Regions from separate parts of the Homo sapiens genome. Here region 1 is linked to region 2. Evidence: chromatin loops called from intact Hi-C (ENCODE). Cell type or tissue: heart left ventricle. All regions are shown on one strand. Each heading gives the region's core, and the rest is flanking DNA. Links, peaks and the distances in the headings are about the cores only. Region 1 has its middle 160 kb from the start of HEMK2. Region 2 has its middle 95 kb from the start of LINC00161.

Evidence for each region. Peaks named below come from ENCODE experiments on the same cell type or tissue, not always from the same donor. Only the 100,000 strongest peaks of a DNase experiment are listed, where the experiment ranks them.
Region 1: it touches region 2 in a loop (2.0-fold over the local background); 8 of 110 quality-filtered maps call a loop at or near these places.

The regions. Positions count from the first base shown.
Region 1 is chr21:28,719,965-28,729,976 of GRCh38, forward strand. It overlaps a transcript of HEMK2 not described here. Among named protein-coding and RNA genes, the nearest start is that of HEMK2, 160 kb to the right of the region's middle. In heart left ventricle, for the core only: no CTCF peak of the experiment used is centred there; no DNase peak of the experiment used is centred there; H3K27ac peaks cover 1,630 bases.
Region 2 is chr21:28,628,912-28,638,923 of GRCh38, forward strand. It overlaps a transcript of HEMK2 not described here. Among named protein-coding and RNA genes, the nearest start is that of LINC00161, 95 kb to the left of the region's middle. In heart left ventricle, for the core only: no CTCF peak of the experiment used is centred there; a DNase peak (open chromatin) is centred at 5,140; H3K27ac peaks cover 4,302 bases.

The DNA of each region.
Region 1 (10,012 bases), core at 628-8,627, 91 kb after region 2:
TGTTTCAGTGGACATACTGTAAAACAAGTGTCCTTTTAACTGTCTATTTACTGCCCTGTTTTTTACATTTGTGTGCTTCGGTTTGATGATTTCACTGCTTAAAAAGTTCCCAAGCACAGTGCTGAAGTGTTGTCTAGTATATGTGTTAGGCAAGCTTCATTCAAACCTGAGCTACAGTATTGTTGGCCATGAGTTCAATACTAACAATCCAACAATAGACAGTAAATAAGGTGATTTTAAATAGAAACACACATAAGGTATGTGATGATCAGATAGTGAACATACTGTGACCAGAGGCTCCTGGGAGCATAACCCTGTATTTCCCCTAGGAGCAATGGTTCAGTATTTGCTAATTCAGTGTTTACAGTGACTTTATAGAAGACAATTACTATGAATAATGAGAATCAACTGAACTGCATCACATTATGGTCCTGGAGTATGAATAGGACCCAGAACAGACAGTAATGTTAAAATATAAGGGCCTGGGGCCAGGCATGATGGCTCATGCCTGTTATTCTAGCACTTTGGGAGGCCAAGGTGGGCGGATCACCTGAGGTCAGGAGTTTGAGACCAGCTTGGCCAACATAGCAAAACCCCGTCTCTAATAAAAATACAAAAATTAGCTGGGCATGGTGGCGGGCGCCTGTAATCCCAGCAACTCAGGAGGCTGAGGCAGGAGAACTGCTTGAACCTGGGAGGTGGATGTTGCAGTGAGCCGAGATTGCGCCACTGCACTCCAGCCTGGGCAACAAGAGCAAAACTCCATCTCAAAAAATACATATATAAGGGCCTGGATGGAGGTTTTGATGGGCTCCACCGTGAGAAACTAAGAAAGTGTCATGCGAAATAGGAGAGCACTCAACTGGAGCTGGAGAAACACCAGACAAACTTGTACCTCTTCTCCATACTTCTTGAGCCCAACCCTATTGCTATGTATATAGTATTAGTAAATAATCTGGTAATAATATCACACAAACTATCCATGGCAAAAGAGGTATTATCTTAGGATTTTACACTTAATGTTTGACAGTATGGATTGCTACTGCTCAGTATAGTAGCTACCAGCAAAAGTAGTCACTGAGTACTTGAATGTGGCTAGTCCAAATTGAGATGTCGATTTCAGACACAGTATGATAAAAATAATGTAAAACTGCTTGTGAATATTTTTTGAGACAGGATTTTGCTCTGTCTCCCAGGCTGGAGTGCAGTGGTGTAATCATAGCTCAATGAAGCCTCGACCTCCAGGGCTCCATCCATCCTCCCACCTCAGCCTCCCTGGTAGCTGGGACTACAGGCATGCACCACCATGCCCAGCTAATTTTTGTATTTTTTGTAGAGAGAGGTTTTACCATGTTTCCCAGGCTGGTCTCGAACTCCTGGGCTCAAGGTATCCTCCCACATCAGCCTCCTAAAATGCTGGGATGACAGGAATGAGCCACCACGCCCAGCATGAATAATTTTTCTATTGATTCCATATTGAAGTATTTTTACATAATAGGCATTAAAAGTATTGAAATTAATTTTATCTTTTTTTAACCTTTTTTAAATGTGGCCACTAGAAAACGTTACATGGCTTATATGGACTGCATTGTGTTTGTATTAGACAGTGCTGATTTGAAATAAACAGCTGAATTGGGAGGATTTATAGTAAGAATTTATAGTGAAAATAGTGAACTAGACCACCATATAACAGCTATACTTACATCCTACTTACTCTGAGCCAGGCACTGTTCTAAGTACTTTACATATATTACTAATTACATATATTACTTTACATATATTAACTTGACTGATCCTCACTGGAATTCTCAGGGATAGATGCTATTCATTTTGCAAATGAAAAACTGAGGCAAAGAAAAGTGAAGTGATTTGCCCCAGGTCACACTAGATTTGAGCCAGATTTGACCTAATTAATATAGCTCACATTCTTAACCATCACACACACACACACACACACACACACACACACACACATACACCTATTTGATGCAATCATCAAACCCATAAAATAAAAATTACTTATCAGTAAATAGAAATCATAGCTTATGCCTCAGTTGCATTCTCTGAAGATATAAAAAGAAACAGACATTTTTATAAAGGAATTAACTTCCAAAAGTTTTGCAAGGTTTTGCAAAAATTGAGCCACCATGAATGTGAGGATATTGTGTTGTCTTCCATCTAGATCTAGTATAGAAACGCAGGTCAAAAGGTAGGAAGATAGAGTAAAAATATACCGATTTTACTGGTTAAAAAAAATTGATAAAAGAGAATACAAAAAAATTTAAAGGGGGATTTGGGGATAAATATTAGAAAAAGAACTTTTCAAATGAGAAGAGATAGCATACAGTGAAGTTTGCAGATGAACTAAGGTGCTAGGTAAATGAAGAACCAAGCCAGCAGGAACAGGAGTCCGATGGAAGAGGCAGAAATGTGCTAAATAAACAGACTTAGGATTTGTAAAACAAAACTGCTTAAGCTGACCATATAAAGCTGCTTGTTTGTTGTTTCAAAAATCAATTGAAAATTATTTGAGAGAGTTGTTTCCATTTAAAAAATAATGATTATATTCACTTATTAGCAAAGGACAATGACCTGGCTCCTGTGCTGGTTATTCCTGGGAAGAAAGGCATCCATAGGCCGGGCACGGTGGCTCACGCCTGTAATCCCAGCACTCTGGGAAGCAGAGGCAGGCGGATGACCTGAGGTCGGGAGTTCAAGACCAGCCTGACCAACATGGAGAAACCCCGTCTCTACCAAAAATACAAAAAAATTAGCCGGGCATGGTGGCGCATGCCTGTAATCTCAGCTACTCAGGAGGCTGAGGCAGGAGAATCGCTTGAACCCAGAAGGCGGAGGTTGTGGTGAGCCAAGGTCGCGCCATTGCACTCCAGCCTGGGCAACAAGAGCGAAACTCAGTCTCAAACAAACAAACAAACAAACAAACAAAAAGCATCCAGAAAGGCCATGAGAGGAGCCTGACTCTCTTTTATACCTGCAGGATCTGCATCTTCAGAACTCCATACAGGCCTTGTAGATTTCTTTTATTAAAAAAAAAAAAAATAGAGACAAGTCTCTCTCTCTGTTACCCACGCTGGAGTGCAGTGGTGCAATCATAGCTCACTGCAGCCTCCAACTCCTGGGCAGAAGCAATCCCCTGCCTCAGCCTCTCAAGTAGCTGGCGCCTACAGTTGCACACTGCCATGACCAGCTAATTTTTTTTTATTTTTATTTTGTAGAGACAGAGTCTTGTTATGTTGCCTGGGCTGGTCTCAAACTCTTGGCTTCAAAAGATCCTTCCATCTCAGCCTCCTAAAGTTCTGGGATTACAGGCATGAGACACTGTTCCTGGCCTAGATTTCATTTTAAAACACTGAGAACAATTAGTCTACATGTCACTGCACACTTGCATGGAGACAACTCCTCTGCTACACAGGGAAGCCTGGATTAGTAGCAGGTGTTGCTGAACCGCATCACCAGCCTGGGACTCAGAAAACCTGCATTCGAAGTCTCTCTGTTACTTATTACCCTGGGGATCTTGGCATATCACAGAGTTTCCAAGGGCTTTATTTCTAAAGAGAAAAGATGGAACAAAAGGAAGAAGTTTACACAGAGATTAAAAATCTAAAACAGGGCTCAGATTCTTGCTCTTCAACTTCAAGTTTAAGACGTTGGCCACATTACCTCTTGGAGCTTGTTTCTTCATCAATAAGATGTTGATAATCATCCCCGCCTCATGGGACTGATGAAATGAAGGAGTGAGATCATCTTTGTAAAGTTTTAGCACAGTGTTTAGCCTGGCACGTACTACGAACCCAAAAATGATTTTTTAAAATTAGATGATAATTCAGCTTCTTTCCAGCTCAGACATGCTATGAAGATACGCAGCCAGCACTGCCTTGCCATGGTGTGTCTTTTTTTCTGACTCAAGCCTGTTCCTTATTAAAATGCTGCAACTTTGTGGTGAGAAAAGGAGTTATTCCGTAACTTTGACCATCAGAAAGTGAACCAACTGACACCAAGGCCTCAGCAATGATTCTAAGTATTAAGAGTTGCTTTCATCTTCACAGATGGAAGAAGTGAGGACAATACTTGGTCAAGGTCACACACGTTGAGGAACCACCCAAGAGAGATCAGAAACTCAATCCCTTCCTCAAGCCCTTGGACTCTGTTTGCTAATTACTTGTGAGAGTTATTAACGTGCTTTTTATTTTTCTTTAATTTTGGTTTTCTTCATTTATGGCTATCAACATAATCCCTTGCTCAAAGCTCAAGGCTAAATACTAGGTAAGGCTCATATTCTCACTGGCAGAAACCTCTGTTTTAAACACTTCTCTAAAAAATAGAACCTTGTTTATAAGCTTTATACCATTGCTGTAAAATGTAATATGCAAATAAGGCATTTTATAACTTTAGAGTTAAATAATAAAGGCAGCACTCCAAACCTCAACTAGATATTTACATAATTGCATTACTAGCATTTGCATGAGCTGTAATGAAAGCTAAGGGGGAAAACCTGCTTATTTCCTATTAACTCCATAATAGAACATGATTTTTATTTGCTCTTACAAATAAAACTTAACTGCTTGTTTGTTTGTTTGTTTGTTTTTTAACCAGACGCTACATTTGGGTTCCTTATAGTTCCTGATTATAATAACAGAGCGCCAGCAAATTTCATAAGAAGAAAAACCTGTTTGATGAAAAATTAGTTATTCCAAAAGAATTCCCCTAAACATCTGACTTTAGTATGCCTCTGCATTTGCTTTCTGGCTTTTGACAGATCAGCTTCTTCACTACATGTATCAGGTTTTTTGTTTTTGTTTTTGTTTTTGTTTTTTGAGACAGGGTCTCACTCTGTCACCCAGGCTGGAGTGCAAAGGCATGATCTCAGCCCACTGCAACCTCTACCTCCTGGGTTCAAGTGATTCCCCTGCCTCAGCCTCCTGAGTAGCTGGGACTACAGGTGCACACCACCATGCCGGCTAATTTTTTGAATTTTTTTGGTAGAGGCGGAGTTTTGTCATGTTGGCCCGGCTGGTCTCAAACTCTTGGCCTCAAGCAATCCGCCCTCCTTGACCTCCCAAAGTGGTATCACACCTTTTTAAGATTAATTTCTTTAAGGTCAGTTTTCCCTAAATCTCTCTATGTACACTCAGTACAGAGGACCAGCTGATAGTCCTGACTTCCATCCTGATTAATAAGTCAATCAATGTTGTTGGGTGTCCCTAGAGCCAACCTAGCATGCACCCAATAAATGCATGCTAAATTGTATTGAAATTAAATCTATTCCATGTAAGTAAGTGACTTATGGCACATCTCTTGGTTTTGATGTCCCCCAAATACAGATTCTGAGATAGAAGCTGGGTGCAGGTAGTTTATTTGGGAGATAACCTCAGAAAGCACAGGTAGGGCAATGGAGAAAGTGAGACTAGGAAGGGAGGTAAACTAAAAGGGATACATTCATGAGACAGGTAATCACTGCAGACAACTGAGCTGCAAACTCAGAGTGAATACTGGGAGGAAACACATGGAGGGAACTTGATGAAATCTCAGGCATTTCTCCCCCTTAGCCTTCTCCTAACCACACATCAACAGCTTTCCAGGGATACCAGACAAGAGTGAGGGCTTAGGTGCTGCCAACTCTCAGACTGAACTCTGCAAGTTCTATCATGTCCTGACTCAGACCCCAGTTACTGTCAGAAGCAATGCTCTCTGCCATCCGCAGTCCAGATTCTCAATCTCATTTCAAGTCTTGCTTTTAAATAATTCTGGATGATTTTTATAATTTGGTCTTCAATTTGTCTATTTTTACTCATCTATTCCCTAAAATAATTTCAAAAGACATTGTACCCCCTAGCACATTATTAGGTTGACATCTATAGGCTTTCTTGGTCATCAGTTTAAGTAGTTGCTAAAAGTGACTTCCAGTAAATTGTAAATATTGAAAGTCTAAAATAAAATTGTTACTCAGATCCTTCAAATGTTTCCAGTGGAATTTAAATTCCAAAGAAATGGGATACTCATCACTGTTCACTTAACGATATAAATGTACATGCTTATCTTGTTTTATAATGTTCCTTAAAGTCATATTTCCATTCCATTTTCCCCACAGAACTTTATTCTAATACAATAATATACTTGAAATAATTTAACTAAATTTAACTAAATAAGAATTTAACTAATTATTAACATAATTCACCACAGAAAAGGGTATAAATTAACATTTTTTAAAAAAGGTCCTTTGACTATATAGGTTCAAATGTATATTTTTAAGTTTTATTTGGGGAATTACCATACTATGTTTTACTTAGTTCACAACTGATCAAAACAATACAAATATATTTTAAATATTAATAAATAAACTTAAAAATTTAAATTTTAATGGAAAATCATCTCAATGAAATGGGCGGGACTGGTCTGATTTTTCTAATTAGTTAATCTCTCCATGAATGAATACTATTTATCAATAGAATGAGACAGAGGTTAATATCAATGTTGTTCTTTGTTTAAAAAATAGCACTGAAAAGACTTGTCCAAAAAGAATTTATTTAAGTAGTTGAAAATAGAATCGATTTTATTATAGCAGTGTCTTTCACTTCTTTGAGATTTTTTAGAGTTACATCCTAAACATAGCATAGTAGTCTACCGTCAAAGATTATTTTCAGGCCAGGCACAGTGGCTCATGCCCGTAATCCCAGCACTTTGGGAGGCCAAGGCCTGTGGATCACTTGAGGTCAGGAGTTCGAGACCAGCCTGGCCAACATGTCAAAACCCCATCTCTACTAAAAATACAAAAATTAGCCGGGAGTGGTGGTGGGTGCCTGTAATCCCAGCTACTTGGGAGGATGAGGCATGAGAATCCTTGCACCACTGCAGTCCAGCCTGGGCAACAGAGTAGGACCCTATCTAAAAAAAAAAAAAAAAAATTATTTAGAATATCCTAAGTAGGTTTTCAAACTTTATTCTGAGCAAAGAATAAAAAATCATTGTAAAAGAATGTGGTCCCCAGTTATCAGATCAATTAGTTTTCTCAATATCAGTACTAGTTCACAGGGTCCCTTTGCTTGGGTTTTTCCACCATAGCAAGATAAGGAGTGAATCAAAGGATGGAAGTAGGAACATGAAAAGGGCAAGTGTGGGGAGAAAAAATAAGCAAGAAACTCTGCAAGTCATAAGGGTGCCTATGGAGAGATGAGTCTGAGAAAAGCAAATATAGGGGATTTGAGGATCTGGAGGTTGATTTTGTTGACACTGTCTCAGTCCCCACGTATTCCCTTGGGAAGGAGATGCATCCCCAGGACACCCACACATTTACATACACTTCAGTGGCTTTGGAATAATTGTATGGTCCCAAAGTCTTTCTTAGTTTTGCCTTATGAAATTCAAAGCCCAAGCGTTTGAAACCCAAAAACTAAGAATCAACTCTTTGGTTTGGTTACATCATCCTCAGGAGAAGTTAGTAAAACCTAATGCCCAGGCAGCTGCCTGGAAAGGAGGGAAGGATAGAGGACAAATAGTTTCTAGCAACAAAAAATACATTAGCTAACCTTTCAAAGTTGCACCCTGCGTGCTCAAAATAACAAAGGAGCCACATCCATTATGGATGCTATAGAATTCATGAAGTGCAATCATTTGATTTGGGCCTTTAGTTTGTAGATTTAAGATTTATTGGAGAAGAAAAGAAGTGCATATAATAGATTAATTTGTGGGGATGTTAAAAATGCCTGTGCATGGACTTATTAGATAACCTGCAATGCGTAGGTAAATTTGATGTTCAAATAGGACCACTTGTTTATAAGCCTGATTTCTTTGGGAAGAAAATCAATTCAGACCAGACCTGTTTCATTCAAGTAAGCCTGAGGGCTTGCTTGAAATAAACTGATAAATTCTTCTGTTCCCAATTAAAAAAATAGGGCCAATATCCCTCATTTTAAAAATGCTTCTGTTTTTCATGAAGTGTGTGTATGCATACACATAATAATCTGAAGCAGTCTGCTGCTATTTAATTATAGCAATACATGTGACAATGGAAACAGAGATTGGAGCGATTCAGGGCCATGAGCCAAGGAATGCAGGGTGCAATTTTAGCCCAGTGAGGCCCATTTCAGACTTGGGACCTCCAGAACTAGAAAATAATAAATTTGTGTTGTCTTAAACTCTAAGTTTGTGGTAATTTGCTACAGTGGCAATAGGAAACTAATTCAGTGCCCTAATAAAATGACATGCCTTTACAAATTAACTATGTAGACACATCCCATAATCATCCTACATTAAAAGTATTTAATGTCCTCTAAAATAAAATTCCATTTTAATAATTATCACCTATGACTTTGGATTGCCCTAAATAATCTAATACAGATATGAAAATGAGTGTATCACCAGGCTAGGCCCAAAGGAAATTGACAGGGCTGAGCAGTAGAAATCAGGAGTTATTAGAAATCATGGGGCCTCCCTAAAGGGTGGGAAATTTATCAACTGTGCTTTTCTTTCCTATTCAAGTGGTTATGTTTGCCCAGAAATCCATGAACATGGAAGAACTCTTAAGTATGTCTTCGGTAGGCAAATACTTGTTTTCTTCTAAACTCATGATGTAGAGGGAATGATTAAAAGCTACAGACCACAGGGGGTGGAAAAGTATTAGCTTAAAAAAAATGGATCCAATCCAAATGTCATGGGCCAGCTTGAATTTTGGTGAGCCTAATGATTTTTGAAAAATGTCTGTTAAAACTGTTCTCCATGCCAAGCTCCAGGGTAAAACCACAAGTAGGAATTGATCTGTTGTATTTTATAAAATCCAAATGCTGTTTTTCTGATTTAAATACTTTTTTAACAGATTCTGAAATAGGACACAAGGGAAGAAACTGAAGACAGTACATTTTAATCTTCTCAAGCTGCCAGGACACAGATCTCTCCCTCTTTCCCTACAGAAGGGATCAAGCAGTGCCCACTCTCCACCCTCCAGGGAGCTGTGACTCCTGGTGAGGGGCTATTCATACAGTGTCCATTCCCAGACCATGCTTTAAACATGGCCAGGAACACTGAAGCTTTGGGACTGAGAGTGTACTCATTTAGTTTCCCTGAATTGAGAATGCATGAGAAAAAGCAAAGGGCACCCAAATACTTGTGGCCTTATTAATGCTTTCTGGAAAGTCTTTAATTATTTAATAATCTTCTAGGTTTCTCTGTCTCTACTTCTCCCCAAAATAACATGGGCAGGTGCGAAAGCCTGTTGTTCTCCTCTTCAAGTAACCTCCAAATTTAGTTGCTGCTTAAGCCCCAAAATTCCTCCTACGCTGGCTTTGCATGCACTTGAGATGTTCATGCCTGAGATCTAGGCCTTGAATGGGAGGGGTTTTAATAGGAGCAAATGGCAAAACCAAGACCGTGGCCTAGAAAATGTTTGTGAATGGGCTTAGAGGTAAAGGGACCTCAAAGCACATAAGCCTCTGCCAAGTCCTATAGCAGTGCCTAGAAAGAGCGTGGGCATTTTTGTTGATAGCAGAGGGACTGGAAGAGCACTGTCTCAGGCAAAGCTGGATCCCAACTATTTCACTTGCAGAAATGTCTACGGCAGGGGTGTCCAATCTTTTGGCTTCCCTGGTCCACACTGGAAAAAGAGAACTGTCTTGAGCCACACGTACAATACACTAACACTAACGATTGCTGATAAGCAAAAAAAAAAAAAAAATCACAAAAAAATTTCATAATGTTTTAAGAAAGTTTATAAATTTGTTTTGTGTTGCATTAAAAGTTGTCCTGGGCCGCGTGTGGCCCACAGGCTGTGGGTTGGACAAGCTTGGCCTACAGAAATTCTTGCAAGAAACTAATATCTATGGAGAGTTTTCACGTTGAGGTTTTTAGAAGACGGGTTGTCGAGTGATAAACAGCACACCACTCCCTTGCCCAGTTTTTCTAATTAAAAAATAATTGGGAAATAATGCAAAACACACGTGGAGAACAAACTGTCATCTTTACGACCCAATATAGGGAAGGTCAGAGTATCCACTTACATCTG
Region 2 (10,012 bases), core at 960-8,959:
TTGCAGTATTAAAGCATCAGAATGAAATAAATCCCAAAATATTAGTTAAAGTGGGGATTCTTGAACTTACCTGTTCATAAGAATCACCTGCTCGCACCCCCAACAGACCAAGTGAGTGAAAATTCCTGGGAAGGCTTGGGATCTACATTTTTTAAGTACAGCCCTTCCTCATCCCTCCCCATACACAAGGACTTTTAAGATCACGCAAGTCTGGGAAACACAGGCATAATGTGAGAAACCATAGAATTTACCCCAGAGTCTTGGCAGGTCTCTTCTCAAAGACATTTGATGCATTTAGTGTGCTTGGATTTGGATTACCTCTTTCTCTAAAGTCTCACTGGTAATTAGAAAGGAGGAGGTGGGTGGCAAATTATAACCAGACAGCCAGATTCTGAAGCCAAGGGAGACAGTGCTGTGGTGTTGTCTCCAGTTATAAATAAGTGGGCCTAGGTTTAGCGTGGTCACGCAATCACCTCGACATCGAGCAGATATTCCAACCCAGATCCTACACATCAAAATACATCATGGCATTTTTCATCCAAAATAGCCAGAATGTGCACTTCCAAAGCAAAGGCCCTAATATAAACAAATGCTCATGTAGACATTGGGTATGTATCTGACAGCCAAATATTGGAGCTATGCAGAGCAGCTAGAAGAGTGGACCGCAGGCAGCATGGCAAGTCCAGAAGACAGCTCACTTAAAACATCATTTTTAAAATGTACATTCTTAAAGCCTTAAAGACAAGACTCAAATCTGATCCAGGAATAACTGTAGCTGCCATCTCTAATTTAAAAAGCAGGTGATAATCTCATTTTCCAGCCCTCCTGTCATGTGAAGGTTGTTTATCTTTCCATAGAGACATAACCTACCAGTATCCAGGTTTCCGCAGGGGCCTGGAAGGCATATACAGTGGCTGCATAAACCAGATCAGGGGATCGAAGGACAAGCTTAGTCCACTGGTCCAGAGGGAATCAGTACAGCTTAGTCTTCTCAAAACCCCCTTTGCTCAGTTTCTTTTTTTTTTTTTGATATATTATTTTATTTAACTTTCAAAAAGATTTTATTAAAGTAACAGGATTTGAGAGTCATAACTTCACACAATTTGTGAGTATGAGTATTACAATTTGTAATCAAGTATATCTGACTCCAAATCCTATGTATTTTCCACTACATCTTAATGCCACAATGTTAATAAAAGGATAAAGCTTTAACATATCTTAAGGCCGATTTGCTGTAAAGTTATAAAGCTTAATTAATCATTAACTTTCTTTTTTTTCACTGGCCATCAGAGAAACACAAATCAAAACCACAATGCGATACCATCTCACACCAGTTAGAATGGCGATCATTAAAAAATCAGGAAACAACAGGTGCTGGAGAGGATGTGGAGAAATAGGAACACTTTTACACTGTTGGTGGGACTGTAAACTAGTTCAACCATTGCGGAAGTCAGTGTGGCATTTCCTCAGGGATCTAGAACTAGAAATACCATTTGACCCAGCCATCCCGTTACTGGGTATATACCCAAAGGATTATAAATCATGCTGCTATAAAGACACATGCACACATATGTTTATAGCAGCACTATTCACAATAGCAAAGACTTGGAACCAACCCAAATGTCCAACAACGATAGACTGGATTAAGAAAATGTGGCACATATACACCATGGAATACTATGCAGCCATAAAAAATGATGAGTTCATGTCCTTTGTAGGGACATGGATGAAACTGGAAACCATCATTCTCAGCAAACTATCGCAAGGACAAAAAACCAAACACCACATGTTCTCACTCATAGGTGGGAATTGAACAATGAGAACACATGGACACAGGAAGGGGAACATCACATTCTGGGGACTGTCGTGGGGTGGGGGGAGGGGGGAGGGATAGCATTAGGGGATACACCTAATGCTAAATGACGAGTTAATGGGTGCAGCACACCAACACGGCACATGTATACATATGTAACAAACCTGCACGTTGTGCACATGTACCCTAAAACTTAAAGTATAATAATAATAAAATTTTAAAAAAAGAAAGTTAATGATTAATTAAGCTCAGTTTTTTATGTAGGTTTAACAGTGACTAAGGAAACAGGAAGTCACTAGAGAGTAATGAATCTCCCCAAACAAAGTATGTGTGCCTCTCTCACCAACTTCAATGGGGTTGGGGTGCAGAGGAAAATTTAGATATTCCAAAACTGACATAGGGAAATTTTGATCCAAAGCTCTCCCTCTTCCTGGTTTATAAATGGACAGTTTCAGAGGGACCAGCTGGTCCAGTCCCAGGAAAACTTCAAAAACATCATACTAGGAAAGGAGACAATATCCAAAAGATTATCTGTGGAATCAGGTGAGATTGCTTTTTATTGTAAAAATTCTGGAAATTCTTTAGCAAATGTGCTAGTAACATTCTTAAAATATCTAAACCTGTAAAAGTTTTTCTACTTCCGTAATGTTGCTTGGTCAACCAGGATTCTCTACTTCAATAATTTCCAATCCTAGCTGAATGGCAGGTCTTTTTAAAAATACATATTCTAAACCCCACCCTAATTCAGTGGTCTTGGATGAGATCTGGAAATATGTGTAGTAGAAACCCTGACAAAATTATAACTAGCATACAATTTGCCCAACCCAAAAGTTTCATAAAGCAAGAAATCAGAAAAAAAATGGCATATGTACATCTTTAAGGTTAATCCTTTATATGAAACTAAAACATAAACATATGCATTTGACAGACTTTTTATGTCAAGTACAGGCTTTTTCTCATATAAGTCTACTGATTAAACAGTAAAGCCATTTTCTTGTGTATTTCACACACAAAGACAAGATATATAATCTCCAGTTTTAGTTTCTTTGGAGTGAAGACTTCAAGACTTTGTTAAAAAAAAAAAAACAGGAGCCTAACCTCTTAGATTTAAAAAAATTTTTTTTATCACTTACAGTTGCCCTGTCCACATACAACAACAAATAAATGGTATCACTCTCTTCACACTCAGATTTTATCAATTTATATTATTTACATTGCACCATCAGCAGGCTTATGAACAAACACAACAGTATCCAGTAAACACAATCAAGTGGAGTGTGCAGAAATGCTTTGGAATACTAGAGAATTAGCTACAAACCAGGACTAGTCAGCTTGCTGTGGTAACTAGTCAATATCTTACTGAAGTAAAGGCGAAAGTTTGTTAAAACAATGAGTGAGTTGAATAAGACTCATGAATTATCTCTGTACAATATATTTCTGAAGAGCTCTACACATAAGCAATTATGATGGTTATCTAAGTTTGTGAAATATTACCCTATATCAGAGTTTCTCAAACTTAAATGTGCATACAAATTCCCTGAGAGTCTTATTAAAATGCAGATTGTAGAAATCAGTGTGTCTTGGGTGGAACCCCAAAATCTAACAGTCTCCTAGCTTTTATCAGAGTAAGAACTCTAAATGAGATCTCTACTATGTCACATGTTTTTATCAGTTGTGGCAGCAAAATTGTAGTTGAAAGTGAATTTTCTTGCATTTTAACCTTTTATAATTAAATAACTTCAATTTTTTTAAACAGAAGAGTTTCTTGACCAATTATTCTCAGTAACAGCATAAGATGTTTTCATTTTTTCCAACCATTCTTCGGTTTAGTAGAAAGAAGTGTTAGAGAGCAGTCACAAAATGTGTTTTCATTTTCTATCGATGTCAACATTACCAAGTCTGTTTCTCTGTCCACACGGTAAAATAGAAATCAAACTATTTGTTCTTATAACTTTTGGCTTACAGGGGAAAAAGTTATATTTATAGAAAACTTTATCAGGATGGCTGCTTCTAACTCTCTCTTCCAATTCTTGCTGTACAGTTTGGATTTAGCTAATGACAGTAGCTAAAAGAAAACCAAAATAAGTGATTTCTTGGCAGCAAATGCCTCCCTGATGAATCACCATAGAAAAGATAGCACTGGAGTTTGACGGTGGGATGAGCAAAAAGCAGACGCAGTGTAGACAGGTTTTCTCCTGCTGCAAGTGGCTTATTTCAACTGTCAACACATCACATAAGAAATTTATAGTCAGAGTCCTATTTCCTCCCATTCCTATGGCTCCTAGCATTACTGCCACTTGATCGGACCCCATTTTCACAATCCACAGCTTTTCTCTAAAACCAGCCACCAAACTCTGATTGTGATACACTCACCCACTGGATGAGATTATGGGGACTGACATCACTATAGAAGGAGTACTTGCTCCAGGTGGCCTGAGAGGAAGCAAGTCTGAACCTGTGTACTGAAAGGGCAAGGCTGGGTCTCTACAGAGGTTAGGAATGCAGTCCTCAGTTGTCAAAAGGCCTGCCAGCACTAGTGTGCATAGTCACAAAGAGAAAATGAACAAAGCTGTCTCTCCCCATGAGCCAGGATGATCCACAAATACCTCACCTTTACTACTGACATCATTTACTATTGAAAATCCACAGGTGAGATCTTAAACTCCTACTTAGGTGGAAACTGTGATTCTAAAAGCACACAGGGCAATTCTCTGGGTCTATTTGTTTTCAAAATTATGGCAACTTTTTTAGGGAATAGAAGAGACTGAACAGGAAGCCTACCAAATAAATGGGCTGTTAGTAGCTAAGTCTGGCAGTCATACCCACATTCCCAAGTATTTTTTTAAATGCCAAGTATTTTTTAAAGTTCTGTTCTTTTAGAAACCAGAGGCCCATTTCAGAATATAACAGGAACTGTGAACCCTTTTCTCAAGACACAAAATCAACCTTCTGTATATGACTTCGAGATGACTTAAAGAGCTTTTTCCTCTGCGTGGCTACCAGGTTACAAATTCCCATTGTAATACAATACGAATAGTTCTCTGAGCCATTGCAAAGACAAAGGTGTAAGTAAATAAGCACTGTACACTATGCTCAGGGTAAGAAGTTCAGCAACTTCTCCTTCTGAAACCTATCTGCCATCCGTCTCCACACCAGGAAAACGTTAGGGCGGTAACAGGAATAACCTACTGTGAAGTTCTGATAGTCACCAGCTTCCTGTGCTGGGCCCAATGGAACAGGCTTCGGTTATCTAAGATAATTCATTCTGTGCCAGCTACAGTGCCTGTTTAATTGTTCAGCGTTTCATGTTCGGGAACTCCTTTCCAATGACTGACTGCCCGTGGCGTCACTGCCATTCTGAATCATGCAAATGAGAATGTCATATCCTCTGACTCAAGAAGCTTTATCTCATTAAAAATTATTTTGAGAACTCCAAGCAGAGAGTTGGTCTTTGCTTAGATCTGACTTCCCAAATACATCACTTTTCCTTTTCTCACGGGGATCCAGCTGATTTGGAAGGAGACTGGGAAGTGTGCAAGGGGGGAATCCTATGGAACTGAGCTTGGGAAGCAGGTATTTGCTGGCAGGGATGCTCTCCTCCTTTGCTGAGAGGCTGTGGTCCACAGCCCTTGCCAAATCTGTCGCAGTAGCTAACAGTACATTTCCATGTATGTACTATTTTCTCCCAATTTTCCCCAAGGAAAGGGCGAGTCAGGATATGCACGCATAGCACAGGACAAAAATAGCCTTGTTTAAGTAGATAAGTAGCTATTAAGTGAAGTTCCTTGACTTTGTCTATTCTGAGCACCAGTATTTGCACTAGTCAGGCAGCATCCCCCTAGGTCAACTACCTGTGTATTCTTGTACTCTCTACTGAAAGACAGTATGCACAGGGCTTATGAAAACAGACATTAGAAATAGGATTTGAGTCCTTGGGGTAGTTGTGTGACTTACTGGTTATATGAACTTAGACAATTTACCGAACCTCTCTGAGCTTAAATTTGCTCATTTATAAAATGGGGTAATACAAGTTTGTAACTTATAGACGTATTATAAGGATAAAATTAATTAATATACTGCATATAAAGTTTCTAGCTCAGTGACTGACACATATTACGTGCTATGTGATGCATATGTTAAGTGCTTGTGAAGGTTAGCTGTTACTATTACACCAGGTATTCTTGAACATTTCTTTAACTCAGAGTTAAAGCCAGGAAAGACATGTGTTACATTTAGTTTAAAGGATAAAAAACAATATAGCATAGACTTGGGAGTCTGGTAGTTTATCACGCAGGTAAATGCTATAGCAGTTAAAAGTCAGCAAAGTTCAAAATTAACTCTGAATGATCTATGATCTATGTGTTTAATGTCCTCATCTTTTTTTTTTTTTTTCTTTAGATGGAGTTTCGCTCTTTCTCCCAGGCTGGCATGCAGTAGTGCCATCTCGGCTCACTGCAACCTCCACCTTCCGGTTTCAAGTGATTCTCCTGCCTGAGCCTCCCAAGCTAGCTGGCATTACGGGTGCCTGCCACCACACCCAGCTAATTTTTGTATTTTTTAGTAAAGACAGGGTTTCACCATGTTGGCCAGGCTGGTCTCCACCTCCTGACCTCGTGATCTGCCCACCTCGGACTCCCAAAGTGCTGGGATTACAGGTATCCTCATCTATTAAGTAATAATCAAGTCTTCCTCATGAGATTTTAATGGCACTTAAATCAAAGGAAGTAAAACATCAAGCCCACAAGGATTAAGTGTACAATTAATGTTAGTCATCATTACCACTAAAAATTAACATGAGCTTAAATATATACAAACTATAGAATATAGGCAGCAGGCTCCATTCATTTAAAAACTACTGATACTACACTACTGTGTACCAAGCATGGTTCTACACATCTTATTTAAAAATAACTCATTTATTTAATCCTCATAATAGCTCCAGGAGGTAGGTACTATATCACCTAGCCCTATTTTAAATATGAGGAAACAGTGGCCACTCCATTACTAAGTTGCAGACTCATGATTCACTCCCAGGCTCCCAAGACAATGCTCTTTCAGTGCTGTCTAATAGAACTTTCTACAATAATGGAACTGATTTGTCTGTGCTGCCCAGTATGCTAGGCCCTGGGCACGTGTAGTAATTGAGCCCTTAAAATGTGGTAAATATGCTTGAGGAATAGAATATTTTATTTCATCTCATTTTAATTAATTTAAATTTAAATAGCCACAGGTGGCTGGTGGCTATTGGACAACACATGCATAGACCACCCCGTTGCATTGCTTTATTAAAGGGCCAGTTCCACTGAAGAAACTAGTAGAGACCCTTATCCACACTGTGCTTGTTCCACACTTGCCTACAGTGGTTGTAGTTCCTTCATTCGGGACCTTTATTACTATCTTCTTTAAAAATAAGTTGCCTTTTTTGGTACATTGAGTATCTTCAGTACAAGGAAATTTTGCCTTCAAAATACCCCACTAATAATGGTTCATCCTGTAACTTTTTATCCCTTTTGCCTACTTGTTGTACTTGCTTGATGCCAGACACTATTCTCTAGCCACAGGTTACATGCAGCTTTCCGCACATGGCCACCCCATGTTCTCCAGTTAGGACACGGGTTCTATTTTGCCCTCTTTTGTAGAGCTAGCAACTGCTTTATTGTTGTCTGAGCTGAAAATGGAGCCTTGATGGACAAAAACAGACATCTTATCACTTTTTAACGTAAAACCATCAAACTTGGCTTTCCGTTGATCCACCAAATTATGCTTTTACTTTTGCCTCCATTTCATAAAATTAACTACCCTAAGCATGCCTGTCTAATTGCAAATTTCCATTCCCTCATGTCCAACCTCTGCCTCCCACTGCACCACTGTAATTTGCCAAGTGAAACCTGCCCAAGTTCAGAGAGACTCAGGCAAACAAAACTCACGAAAAGGAGTACTTTTTTGTCCGGAGTTAAATCAATATTGCAATGAAGAAAATAATCTCCTTAGAATGACAGTACATGCATCTTGCTTCCCATTCCCATTTTATGTAATTATCTGTGCTGTGATGCTCGATCCAAACAAGTGCTGTCTCATTTGTAATCAGGGCAGAGAGTACGACTCCATCACTTTTACCCGAGTCCCTCATACAGCATTGCTTGTGATCAGAATTTTCAAAACTGCATTTCCAAAATCACAACTGGGATCATTTTTGCTTAGAAGCCACGTGACAGAAGCCTCACAGACAAACCTGAAATCTTAAACAAGCTTTAAAAGTATGACATAATGATTATCCGATAATGTCTAAAAGCAAGTGGCACATTCAGGTAGTTCAGTTTGATTTGCTGTGCTCAGAGTCGACTGGGTAGTTCATGTGCAAATCTTCTGCTAAGTCATTTCCTCTCTTTGTTTTCAGACTGGATTTCCAAGCAAAATATTCATATCTTTTTCTGTACATAGACTGACTCAGCCTTGCCACAATTTTGTGGGCAGAAAGGGTATGTGTGTTATGTACTTATCTTATTCATCATTGTATGATATTAGGGTGGTGATTCTGAGATATGTTAATTTTTCTTGTTTTCATTGGATTCTTTTCTTTCCAACCTTCATTCCTATTGATGTGTTCATAGGTTATCATTTGTGTGATTTTTGAGACACAATGAATCAAAGGGATTAAAAGATCACTTGGATACACAATTTTTTCATTGATATAACAGTGGGCACTTGCCTCTGCATGTAACAGAAATTAAAAAAAAAAAAAATGGAAGAATCCCCATGTGTTGCTCTCAACAGAGCTGAGAATCGCATTACCAGAGGCATGACTGGCGTAGACCTCTCATGCCACACAAATGCCTCACTTCTCCACCTGGGGTTAGCAAAAAACTTTCAGTCAACACTTGCATTCATGGCTCATAAATGTTGAGACTTGAGCAGCCTTCTTGCTAGGTGGGTTTCTATGCGGGGGTAGGAGTTTACTCTGAAATTAATTGTAGAATTTCTCTAGGAAGCCAAGCTAGCTGAATTCATTTATTCTGAGTTCAGAATTATGAAAAAGTGAGACCAGTTTTAAGTTTTACATTTTGAAGAATTTTAATATAAGCATGATAGTTTACAACTGCTGTGAGTGAGAAAAAAAATTCTCTGTGTTCTTGCTTCTAATTTGATTTGAATCCATAAAGTATATCTCAATCAGAAAGCAACTTGTTGTAAAGGAGAAAAATAGAATTTATAGACATGAAAATAAATAGATGAAAATCATGGGTGGTTATTTGATCTTTAGAAGGTACAAAGTAGCCACAAATTATGGGTACCATTTTCTTCCACATTTTAGTTTTACATTCCTGAAACTTGGGGTATGCATTTATTCAATAGTCATTCACCCTGCTAAGCAGAGGGAACACAACGAAAACAAGATACAAATCTTGCCCTCAAGAAGCTCACAATCTACTTAGAGGGTATTAACATAAATATTTTAAAAGAAAGTCCTTAAGTGTAGGGGTAGGAATATGAATGGAGTATTAGAAAAGCATAAGCAAAGGCATCTAACCCATCAGGCTTTCTGGAGGAGGTGGGATCTGGTCTGCAATTTGAAGGTTATGTAGAGGGTCACTATGTGAAAGGAGGTATAGGAAGAGCAAAGGAACTGGAAGGAGGAGCACGGTGCACAGGCAAATTAAGTGTTTCCACATTGCCAGAGAGAAAACCATGAGGTACAGATTAATAAGAGCTAAGCCTGGAGAGGCCAGCAAGATCCTGATCTTCAGGGTCTTACTTATAGCATGTGGTGGAAAGCATTCTGCCGTTTTAAGCAAAGGAGAGGACATGTCTGATTTTGTTTTTAGTGGCGTATGAGTTGGTTTGTGCTGCAAAAGAAACAACTGCCTCAAAACCTAGAGGTTTAAAAGAATGAATAGTTAGCTCATGATCCTGAGGGCAGTTCTTCCGAGCAGCCCAGCTCAGCTCATTCTACCTGGCCCTCTCCTGTGTCTGCAGTCAGCTGGCAAATTGTCTGGCAGCTAGATGATCCAGGCTGGCCTCACGTACATGGTGATTGGGGGCTGTCTGCCGGAGCTCCTTGGTTTTCCACCACATGGCCTCATATGCACCAGCACGCTAGCTTGAGCTCACTCACATGGTCTCAGGATTCTAGGACAAGCAAGAGTGAAATCTGCCAGGCTATTTGAGGCCCAAGCTCACAATGTGGACAACGTCATCACC